2 separate regions of the Homo sapiens genome follow, and region 2 is linked to region 1. The links are chromatin contacts, found by Hi-C or POLR2A ChIA-PET in ENCODE. All regions are on one chromosome and are shown on one strand. Each heading gives the region's core, a stretch centred on a gene start or an enhancer-like site at or near the end of the contact. The rest is flanking DNA. Distances are from core to core; before and after follow the strand shown.

What was found. Hi-C counts contacts between places; a loop is a spot of excess contacts on that map. ChIA-PET counts read pairs that join two places held with the same protein, here RNA polymerase II (POLR2A).
Region 2: a map of Right ventricle myocardium inferior shows a loop between it and region 1 (2.3-fold over the local background). The contact joins the enhancer-like site here to the promoter of DACT2 in region 1. A Hi-C loop is called at or near these places in 2 of 168 maps with a recorded cell type or tissue (Right ventricle myocardium inferior and prostate gland). POLR2A ChIA-PET finds 5 or more read pairs at or near these places in 1 of 52 experiments (activated T-cell).

The regions. Positions count from the first base shown.
Region 1 is chr6:168,318,527-168,324,123 of GRCh38, reverse strand. It overlaps DACT2 (dishevelled binding antagonist of beta catenin 2), which reads left to right and starts at 4,347. Exons shown (of 4, transcript NM_214462.5): 1 at 4,347-4,736. The coding sequence starts at 4,491. RefSeq lists a silencer at 1,430-1,598.
Region 2 is chr6:168,170,051-168,174,938 of GRCh38, reverse strand. No RefSeq gene overlaps it. Among named protein-coding and RNA genes, the nearest start is that of FRMD1, 93 kb to the right of the region's middle. Within about 2 kb of position 2,756, at least 2 of the 41 ENCODE cell types and tissues checked have a DNase peak (open chromatin) inside an H3K27ac peak, as active enhancers do; they include prostate gland, where a contact is called at or near this core.

The sequences.
Region 1 (5,597 bases), core at 3,098-5,597:
AGAGTAGAGGGTGGGAGAAGGGTGAGGAAGGAAAAACTATATATCCAGTGCTATGCTTATTACCCGGGTGACAAAATAATCTGTATGCCAAATCCCTGTGGCATGCAATTCACCTATACAACAAATCTGCCTATGTATCCTGAACCTAAAAGTATTAAGAAAAAGAAGAAAACTTTTATAAATAAAGGGGTATTCCTTGTCTGTGGATTAGTAATAGAATGTTCAAGATTGTAAAGATGTAATTTCTCCCCGGATGGACTACAGAGTCAATGGAGTCTTATCAAAATACAGTAGACTTCTGGTATTTATTTCCTTGCTGATTCTAAATTTTATGTAATATAGCAAAGTACCAAAGATATTCAAGACACCCTTGAAAAATATGGTGGGAGAACTTGCTCTACAAAATATCAGCATTTCTTTTAAAGACAAAACAATTATGACAAGTGCAAGAACAGACAGATGCACTAGCCACATGGAGACTAAGACCCAGAACATTCCGGAAAACACACAGATATTTTACTCAGGACAAAGGTGGCGGCAACATGCAAGAGTTCAAAAAGGACAAGATTTTTCAATAAATATTGCACTGGAATATGTGCTTAAAAACAAGTAAATTGTGACACCTCCTCCAAATACAGCACATGAAAAGCCATTCTGGGTGGATTATAGATCTAGATAAGAAAGGCAAAATGATAAGGTTTCTAGAAGACAGCATTAGGTAATGTCTTCAATAACCTGGGTGAGTAAACATTTCTTCAAAAGGGCACAAAAAGATTAATAATAAATAAGACTATGTAAAAATTAAGACCTTCTGTTTACCAAAGGACACGATTCAGAGAGCTCACATACAGGGAGAAGACATAACTGATAAAGGGCTCACCTCCAGTCTGTCTCTCTCTCTGTCACTATCTTCATCTCTCTCTATCTTTAAAAGGCATCTAAGACAAACCCACAGCTGACGTCATACTTAACAGGAAAGACTGAATGTTTTCTTTGGCCCTTTCTGTTCAACATGGTGTTAGATGTTGTAGCCAGAACAACTTGGCAGGTAAAAGAAGTAAAAGGTACCCATCCTGGAAAGAAAGCAGTAAAACTGTCTCTATTTCCAGATGACATGAGCTTCTAGGTAGAAAGTACAAATAAATTCACATGCACACACACACACCCACACACACACACAACTATTAGAACTAATAAACAAGTTCAGCAGAGTTGTAGGAATCAATATACAAGAATCTTTTTTTTTCTTTTTGAGACAGGGTCTCACTCTGTTGTCTGGCTGGAGTTCAGTGGTGCAAACACAGCTCACTGTAACCATGACCTCCTGGGTTCAATGGATCCTCTAGCCTCAGCCTCCCTCCTGAGTAGCTGAAACTACAGGTGCATGCCACCATACCCTGGCTATTTTTGTATTTTTGGTAGAGGCAGGGTTTTGCCATGTTACCCAGGCTGCTCTGGAATGCCTCAGCTCAAATGATCCACGTGCCTCTGCCTCCCAAAGTGCTGGGATTACAGGTGTGTGCCACTATGCCTGGCCTTCCAATCAATATTTAATTTTTATACACTAACAATGAATGTTCTGAAAATAAAACTAGAAAACAATTCCATGTACAATTGTGTCAAAAATAATAAAATACTTAGAAATAAATTAAGCAAGTACAAGACTTCTATGCTGAAAACTACAAAGCACTGTCGAAAGAAATTAATGAAGACCTAAATAAGTGGAAAGACATCCTATGTTTATGGTTCAGAAGATTTAATCTTAAGGTAGCAATACCTGCAATAGGTAAACAAATTTAGTTGCAATTCCCATCCAAATCCCAGATGACTTCTTTGCTGAAATTGACAAGCTGATACTAAAATTCATATAGAAATCAAAAGACACGGGCCAGGAGTAGCAGCTCACACCTGTAATTTGGGAGGCCAGGCAGGCGGATCACCTGAGGTCAGGAGTTAGAGACCAGCCTGGCCAACATGGCCAAGCCCCATCTCTACTAAAAATACAAAAATTAGCCAGGCGTGGTGGCATGTACCTGTAATCACAGCTACTTGGGAGGCTGAGGCAGGAGAATTGCTTGAGCCCAGGAGATGGAGGTTGCAGTGAGCCAAGATCGCACCACTGCACTCCAGCCTGGGCAACAGAGTAAGGCCCTGTCTCAAAAAGGAGGAGGAAGAAGAAGAAGAAGAAGAAGAAGAAGGAGAAGGAGAAGGAGAAGGAGAAGGAGAAGGAGAAGGAGAAGGAGAAGGAGAAGGAGAAGGAGAGGAAGAGGAAGAGGAAGAGGAAGAGGAAGAAGAAGAAGAAGAAGAAGAAGAAGAAGAAGAAGAAAAAAGAATCAAAAGACACAGATCAGCCAAAACAATCTTGGAAAAGAAAAAATTGGAGGACTCACATTTCCTGACTTCAAAACTTATTACAAGGCTACAATGATTGAAACAGTGTGGTACTGGCATAAGAATAGACATATATTGCAACGCAACAGAACTGAGAAACCAGAAACTGATTTCTGGATCAACTGATTTTCAACAAGGGTCCCAAGACAATTCAACAGGGAAAGAATTGTTTTTTCAACAAATGGTACTAGGACAACTGGGTATGTAAAAGAAGGGGCCCCTACCTCACACCATATACAGAAATTAATGCAAAATAGAACAAAGGCTTAAATGTAAGTGCTAAGTCTACAGCAAAATCTTAGAAATCATAGCTGTAAACTTTGTCTTTGGATTAGACAATGCTCTGTTAGATCACCCAAAGCATAAGGAACAACAACAAAGTAGATACACTGGAATTCACCAAAATTACAAACATTTTTTGCTGCAAAGGACACTATCAAGAACATGAAAAAAACTCACAACATGGAAAAATTATTTGTCAATCATGTATTTCATAAGGGAAGTGCAAATCATGTCTGATAAGGGAATTGTATAATGAATACTCACATCTCAATAACGAAAAGACAACCTAAATTTTAAAATGGGCCAAGGATCTGAATAGACAGTTCTCCAAAGGAAGTATACAACAAGCACATGGAAAGATGCTCAACGTCCTTAGCCATCGGGGAAACACAAATCAAAACCACAGGGAGATACCACTTCACATCTGCTGGACTAAAGACAGCGGTTGGTGTGCACACTGAGGAAATGGAACCCTCATACCCCGCTGGCTGCTGTGATTCCACTTGGAAAGCAGCCTGGCAGCTCCTCACAAGATTAAGCACGGTAGTCACCTACGATCCAGCCATTCCTCTCTTAGGTATAATGAAAACATATTGCCACACAAAAACTCATACAGGAATGTCCTTGCAGCGTTATTCGTAATAGCTAAAAAATGGAACAACTCACATGTCATCAGCAGATGAATGGATAAACAAAACTTGGCACAGCCATGCAGTGGAGTATTATTCAGCCACACAAAGGAATACAGTTCTGACGCAATCTGCAGCACAGACGCACCTTGAAAACGCTCACCAAAAGGAGCCCCCACAGAGACCTCCTGGCGTGTGACCCCATTTCCATGAACTTCCAGAACCTGCGGGGTGGTGGTTCTATGTGTGGGGGTGCAGGAGAGGGAATGGGGGTAGCTACCGATGAGAACAGGGTTTCTTTTGGGGGTGGTGAACACAACTTCGTTAATATACTAAAAACGAACTGTACACCTTAAATTAGGTGAGTTTTATGGTATGTGAACTGCATCTTAAGCAATTATTTTAAAAATTTAAAAAGCAAGCTGAGCAGCCTGGCCAACATGGTGAAACCCCATCTGTACTAAAAATACAAAAATTAGCCAGGTATGGTGGTAGGCGCCTGTAGTCCCAGCTACTCGGGAGGCTGAGGCAGGAGAATCGCTTGAACCCGGGAGGCAGAGGTTGCAGTGAGAGGAGATCGCGCCACTGCACTCCAGCCTGGGCGACAGAGCGAGACACTGTCTCAAAAAAAAAAAAAAAAAAAAAAAAAAAAAAAAAAAAGCGAGGTGCGGTTTCCAAACTGCAGATACCCATTGGGAAACGTGGGTAACACGGTTTTGAAATCTCTACTGCGTCTGTAATGGTAACACGGTCCTTGCAATGTGATAATGTCCCAATAGTTTATCTTTATAAACATTTTAAAACATTAACAAGCCTTTCTCCGCCTTTGTTCCACTTGCGCCTCTTTGCCCCTCTCCCCCGGGCTCCTCCTCCCGGCTGGCCCTCCCCGCTGAAGTCACGGAGGCGCTCAGCTGGCCCCGGGGTCTGGGTGCGCCCGCCCTGCCCGCAGCCGGCGAGGGGCCCTGGGGGGTCGGCGGGGCGGGTCCGGGGGAGGCCGCGGTGACCTCGGGGCGCGTGCAGACCCCGCCCTCCGCGCCTGGCCACAGATTCCAGCCCACCTTGGCGACCTGCGGAGCCGGGGGCGGAGAGAGGAGGCGCAGGAGGACCCGCGACACAGCTCGGGATCCGCGCGCGCTGGGCCTCCGGCGCCGCTCGTGGGGTTCGGGAGGCCGGGACCCTGCCCGGGAGATGTGGACGCCGGGCGGACCCCCGGGGTCCGCGGGCTGGGACCGCCGTAGGTTGGGCGCGAGGTTGCGCGCGGCGTTCGCGGGGCTGCAGGAGCTGCAGGGGCTGCGAGCCACGCAGCAGGAGCGGGTACGGGGCGCCCTGGCCCTGCAGCCCCCGCCCGCGCCCGCCGCGCCCTGCGGCCCCCACGGCCTCCACGGCCCCGAGCAGCAGCTGGAGGCGGCGCTGGCCGCGCTGCAGGAGCAGCTGGTAAGGACCGGGCGCCGGGACTCGGGGCTGCGAGGTGTGCGGGCCACAGGCGCTGCTCCTTCGGCAGCGACTGTGTGTTAGTGGGACGGGGGTGTCTGATGGATGGAGGGGACGTCCTTTGGGATTTGAATGGAATGCAGTTCGGTCTCCAAGGAGGGGGACATGGAGGCCCCGCGCGCAGGTGCCTAGAGGTGAAGCGCACAGGTGAGGACCCTGAAAACTGCCCGGGGCTGCAGCCCGCGCTCCGCCGTGCGTGGATGTGCGCCTACCCACGCCAGCATCCCGAAGCTGGCAGATTTGGGAGAGACACCCTGTTCGTTACAGGGTTACAGCACTGATCTGACCTGCAGGCACTGACCGGCGTTCCCCTGGCGGAGGTCGGCTCGGGATCCTGGCATCACTCCCCCCCCGGGGACCAGGTCCCCCCTGCTGTCTTGGGTTAGGGGCAACAGTGTCCGCGTGGTAAAGCGCACCCCGACTTGTCCTCAGGAATGTGCTGACTTTTCTTAAGGTCGCGTCACTGTAATAAAGTATTGGGGGAAAGCATGTAACTGACAAAGGCCTCTTCAACTTTAAAATGTGACCTGACCTGTAAGGAGAGGCGTGTCCTCTGATCCAGAGGAGAGAGACTCTGATTTCCCTGCCACGGGCCCTCTTCAGCACTCCCTGGGCGCTCTGAACCCCTCCTTTCACACAATGAAAGGAACTCCACTCATTACCCCTCTGCTTATTATGTTATTGTATGATTTTGTTAAACTTACTGGAAACAACTCACAAGCGTTTTCGTAGTTGCTGTATTTTCTTAAAGACAAACTAAAAAGGCTGGAGAAAGATATGTTTACTTGTGTTACCTCTGTTACA
Region 2 (4,888 bases), core at 1,507-4,006, 150 kb after region 1:
TTTGTTTCTTTAGGCATGTTACCAAAAAGTTAAAGAAAATCCTCCTGCAATGTGATGGCTTCTTGGAAGCCCATTTTGATAAACTAGAAGTCAAACCTGATGGAAAAGCTACTTGAATTTAATAAGACACAGCAAGAGTGTGTGTCCAAGGTCATTAGTGTAGACCATGGAACATGAACAACATCGCTAGTATCTTGAGCACGGGAACACATGGCCTCTAGTAACAGCATGATGAGCTTCCTGTTACATGGAAAAATTCAGACGTACTGAGAAAAGCCAGGAGTTCAAGTTGTACTGAATTTATATGCCTTTCTAGGCTTTCAAGACAGAATTTTCAGTGTCAGGTTATAACAGCAGACAAAACCAGAGAAAAAAGTTATAGGAGCTGACAAAAAAATTAAAGGAGAGAGTCACTACCGGAGCCTTCTCAGGGGAGAAAGAGCTGAAGGCAATGGTGCATGGCTGGCAAATCACATACAGCAAGAAACAGCAGAAGGGAAACTTCTGAACAGGAACCTGAGAAGCTTCTGGAGAGAAATTCCACCCTGAGAAATAAAATCATTATTCTCAATGAAGAAAACAGCATTCCTAAGCTGAAACTAGGTACATTAAATGGATCTCAGAAAAAAAATTGGCAGAAACATTAACTAAAACAGGAAGAAGCTGCCCTTCAGGAGATGGTTGAAAATGTAAAGAAATAGACTTCAGAATTAGAAATCAAAACCTTTTGCAATATTTACCAAGAGCAGATCAATATTTTTGTTTAAAATCTTGTTGTTCTAACATGGGGGGAAAATTTTAGCTTTGTATCAGTGTATTTTTTTTTCTTTCCCCCTCGTTAAAAAAAAAAAAAAAAAAGAGGTAGGAGAAAGGAGAGGAGCAAAAAAGATAACTATTGGGTACTGGGCTTAATACCTGGGTGATGAAGTAATCTGCACAACAAACCCCTGTTATATAACAAACCCTTCCATGTACCCCTGAGCCTAAAATACAAGTTAAAAAAAGAGACAGATATTGCTATGTTGCTTAGGCTGGTCAAGTTTTGTATCAGTGTATTTTTAATATCAAATCTCAATCTTTAGATGGACATATAAATAATTTTCTTTTAATTATAGCCAACTTGATTACACACACATTCCCTTCATAAATCTATCCTTCATGAACCATTTGTGACCTGCACAGACCTCCCACTACACACTTAAGACTTTCTGCTCTGCCCCATGCATCCTCTTTCTTACATAACCAGTTATTTTACTTTAAGACAAAAATGCACCACTCAAGATTCTTTCTCCTACAAAATTACTCTCTTTTTAAACTTTTTTTTACCATAAATACAATTTTATGTTTAAAACTCTTTTCATATCTTTGTCACCTATTTACCAGTTTCTATCTTGCTTCTATTTTTTTCTTTAATCCATACTTTGAAACAACCTTTTAAAATAAGCTCTGAATTAGACAGAATTGCTCTTTTTTCAATAAAAAACACACTTTATGCCTTCCTCATTTTTGTCATTAAAAGCACATCTTAAGTTTTGGCACACTTTCTATATAGAATCATATATATATGCACACACACATACACACATAAATATATAAATCCAAATTTTAACTCTTAGTAACCCTAATTTTTAGTTAAAACCAAAGCAATTTTGAACTGTCTGTCCAATATTAACATTTTATCTTATTTGAGAATCACCCAGACATTTTATGGGTATCCACAACTTAATTTAACATGACGTTAAGACTTTACATGCAAAGCTCATTCGTAAATGTTTATCCCATTTAAATTTACCTAATTTGTTTATTTTTAATGGTTTACCTATATTACTTATGAAAACTAAGATATTAGACAAAGCTAATCATTTTGTTATTTTCCTAGTAACCATTTTTCTAGCCTATGAATATAATGTACTTCACCTAAGTAAGAAACTTAAAGTAAAATACATGGATATTTTGGTGATGACTCAGAAGATACAGCTAATTTTCTTAAATCAATAACATTATATTAGCCTTATTTATCAAAGAGTTATACAAACAAATATTATTCTGCTTTTAGGCTGAGTTTATAGTTTTATAACCTTGGTGTCAAACCGTGACGCCTTAAGTGAAGACAAATATAAAACCGTCTGGCCAGCAACCTCAGGTAAAAATGTGTGCTGACAATTTTAAAAACATTTCTATTTTTATTTTAACAACAATGTTAAAACCAGCTTATTTATCAGTTACTGAAGTCATGTGAACTAAGAGATACTTAATTACTATATAGTTTAACAACTTCTATGAGCACCTATTTAAGCCAAACTGAATAAATTTTCTGAAGGAATTTTTAGCTGATTATGCCAGATTTTACCATGTAGATGTAATATATAACATCATACATGTGGATACATGTAAGTACACCTAAACACACGTGTACACACAAAGATCTTACAGTTTGCATTTTAGGATTTTAGTCATGATACGGTAAACATACCAACTCATCAGTATAGAAAAGACAGTTAGACCCAAATTATGTTTCCGACAAATTGGGACACCTTCACGTGGCTAAACTTTTTTTTCCCTGACAGATAATCTAATGAAGGTGGTGGACCAACGTTTTGGGTAAAGCAGTTTCCATAGCAGTTTGACTTTTAAAGAAAACTTTGTTCTTTTTTACCGTTTGTTCAGTTTCAAATGAGTTTAGGGTTGAATTTTCAGTGTTGACATTTCTGCTAGGGCTGGCTGAATTATATACAATAAATTCTCCAGGTGGCCTTGGACCCGCAATAAATCTATCTGGTTTTACCAGTCTGGTTTGGTTGACTAGTCTATGCAGGCAGGGAACCATTTTAGCAGAGTTTTTTTACTTTTCTGCCCCTTCATGGCAAGACAAAACAACTTTTATGCCAGACAGAAATATTTTTATATTTTTTCTGTGAACTCAAGATTTTGACCTGTTTGATCTTAGGGCCTAATTTTATAAACAATTTCTACTACTTTTTCTTTTGTAATGTCATTCCTTCAGTTAACTGTTCCATTACTCTAAGCAATTGTTAGTCAGGCAAACCTAAATTTACATTTCCAAAAGGTGTCTTGGTTGTTGTTGGTTGCCATGGAGGTGTGGTAATTTGTAAAGTCAGTAATTTGAAAGCCCGTTAAGACTTTTTTAAAACCTTGTCTGGCATGTGATAAGCAATGAATTTTTTCTCAACATCTGCAGAAGAGTCAGCAAATGCAAAGTAGGAAGAAAAAAATATGTATATATATATAGAGAGAGAGAGAAAAGTTAAAAGACTCTACAAGTTAACTCTGTAGCTGTAGCCTGAAGGAAAAATGAGCTTGGGGAGTTCAAAAGATCCCCATTGCTGGAGCGGTAGCTCACGCCTGTAATCTCAGCACTTTGGGAGGCCAAGGCAGGCAGATCACAAGGTCAGGAGTTCGAGACCAGACTGGCCAACATGGTGAAACTCCGTCTCTACTAAAAATAGAAAAATGAGCTGGGCATGATGGCACGCGCCTGTAATCCCAGCTACTCAGGAGGCAGAGGCAGGCAAATCACTTGAATCCAGGGGGCAGAGGTTGCAGTGATCCAAGATTGCGGCACTGCACTCCAGCCTGGGCAATACAGCGAGACTCCATCTCAAAAAAAAAGAAAAAAAGGTCCCCATGATGACCAGTGATGTAAACACATGCGCCGGGAAATGCTTGTAACCATTTGGAGTCCCAGAAATCTCGGTGGCCTTAGTATTTGAGAATTCCATTTCATTTCTTCAAGAGCCAAGAAAAGCCCATAGATCCTGTGGAGCAGTGTCAGGAGCTTGGGTCAGTGTCTTAGACGGCGGCAACTGCTGAGTGGCTTCTAGTTAGCCATCCCACACCCACCATGAAGAATGTTTGTGTTTGCTCTGGGAAGATTTTTTAGAAACAGTCAAGGGGAAAAAGAGCCAAATTATTTACAGATGCACAAAACTAAACCAAAATGAGCCAACATCAGAGCACTCACAAAATTCTAACTAGACACTCCGATCCAACAAAACATTATGTTGGGCAGAAAGAGTCCAAAGTCAATCCACCCGAGAAGACAAGAGCCTCGGAGGCAGAAGGTAAAATCCACAGGAAGCATGGCACTCAAACCAGAGGGGCACTGGCCTTTATACCCAAGAGAACTTGCCAAGAAGGCAAAAAGTCCCCCATTATCCCAGAAGGGGTGTGAGCTCTTTTATTTCAGGTGGTCTTATAACCCAACCAAATCCCAGACAGAGTAAAAAAGCTTGTACCGAAATGAGGGCGGCTCAGCCTGAGAGAGGACTCACCTAGGCAGAAGAGGTGATGGAATCCCCATGGAAACAGAGAGCTCAACGGGGTCCAGTGAGAACTGCACACAGGTCCAAGAACAGCCCATCCTTCCAGTCGTGATGTTTCTTCAGCTCCTGCACTGAGCACCATCTTTGTCAGCCTAAAGAACAAACAGAGACAGGCTCTCTAAAAGAAAATGACATTGATTTGGGAATAGGCATTGCAACGAGAATACGTCTGCTATAGTAAACTATGTGCATATTCAGGGAGGTAAAGGAAGATGGAGGTTTTTAAAGGAAAAATGAGGATGGAGGTCACATCATTGTTTTGAGATAATTATTCTTAGCTACAAGAATCAATAATAACAAAGGTGGTGCCAGTCCCGGGTTGGACAGGCAGTTGCTGGGCAGATGTCTGTACTTTTGTGTAAGGTCGAGATGCTCTTGTATGAAGACGTGGGTTTTGCAGAGTCTTTTGTGACAGTTCCTATTGTCAGGCATTCATACATAAGAACCCTCCCTTTACAGCCTTTCCTGGCTCTATTTTTCAGGGTTTTAACGTAAGTGACTCCATTTTGATTCTGACAACTTTCACAGCGGAACTGCTTCTGAAG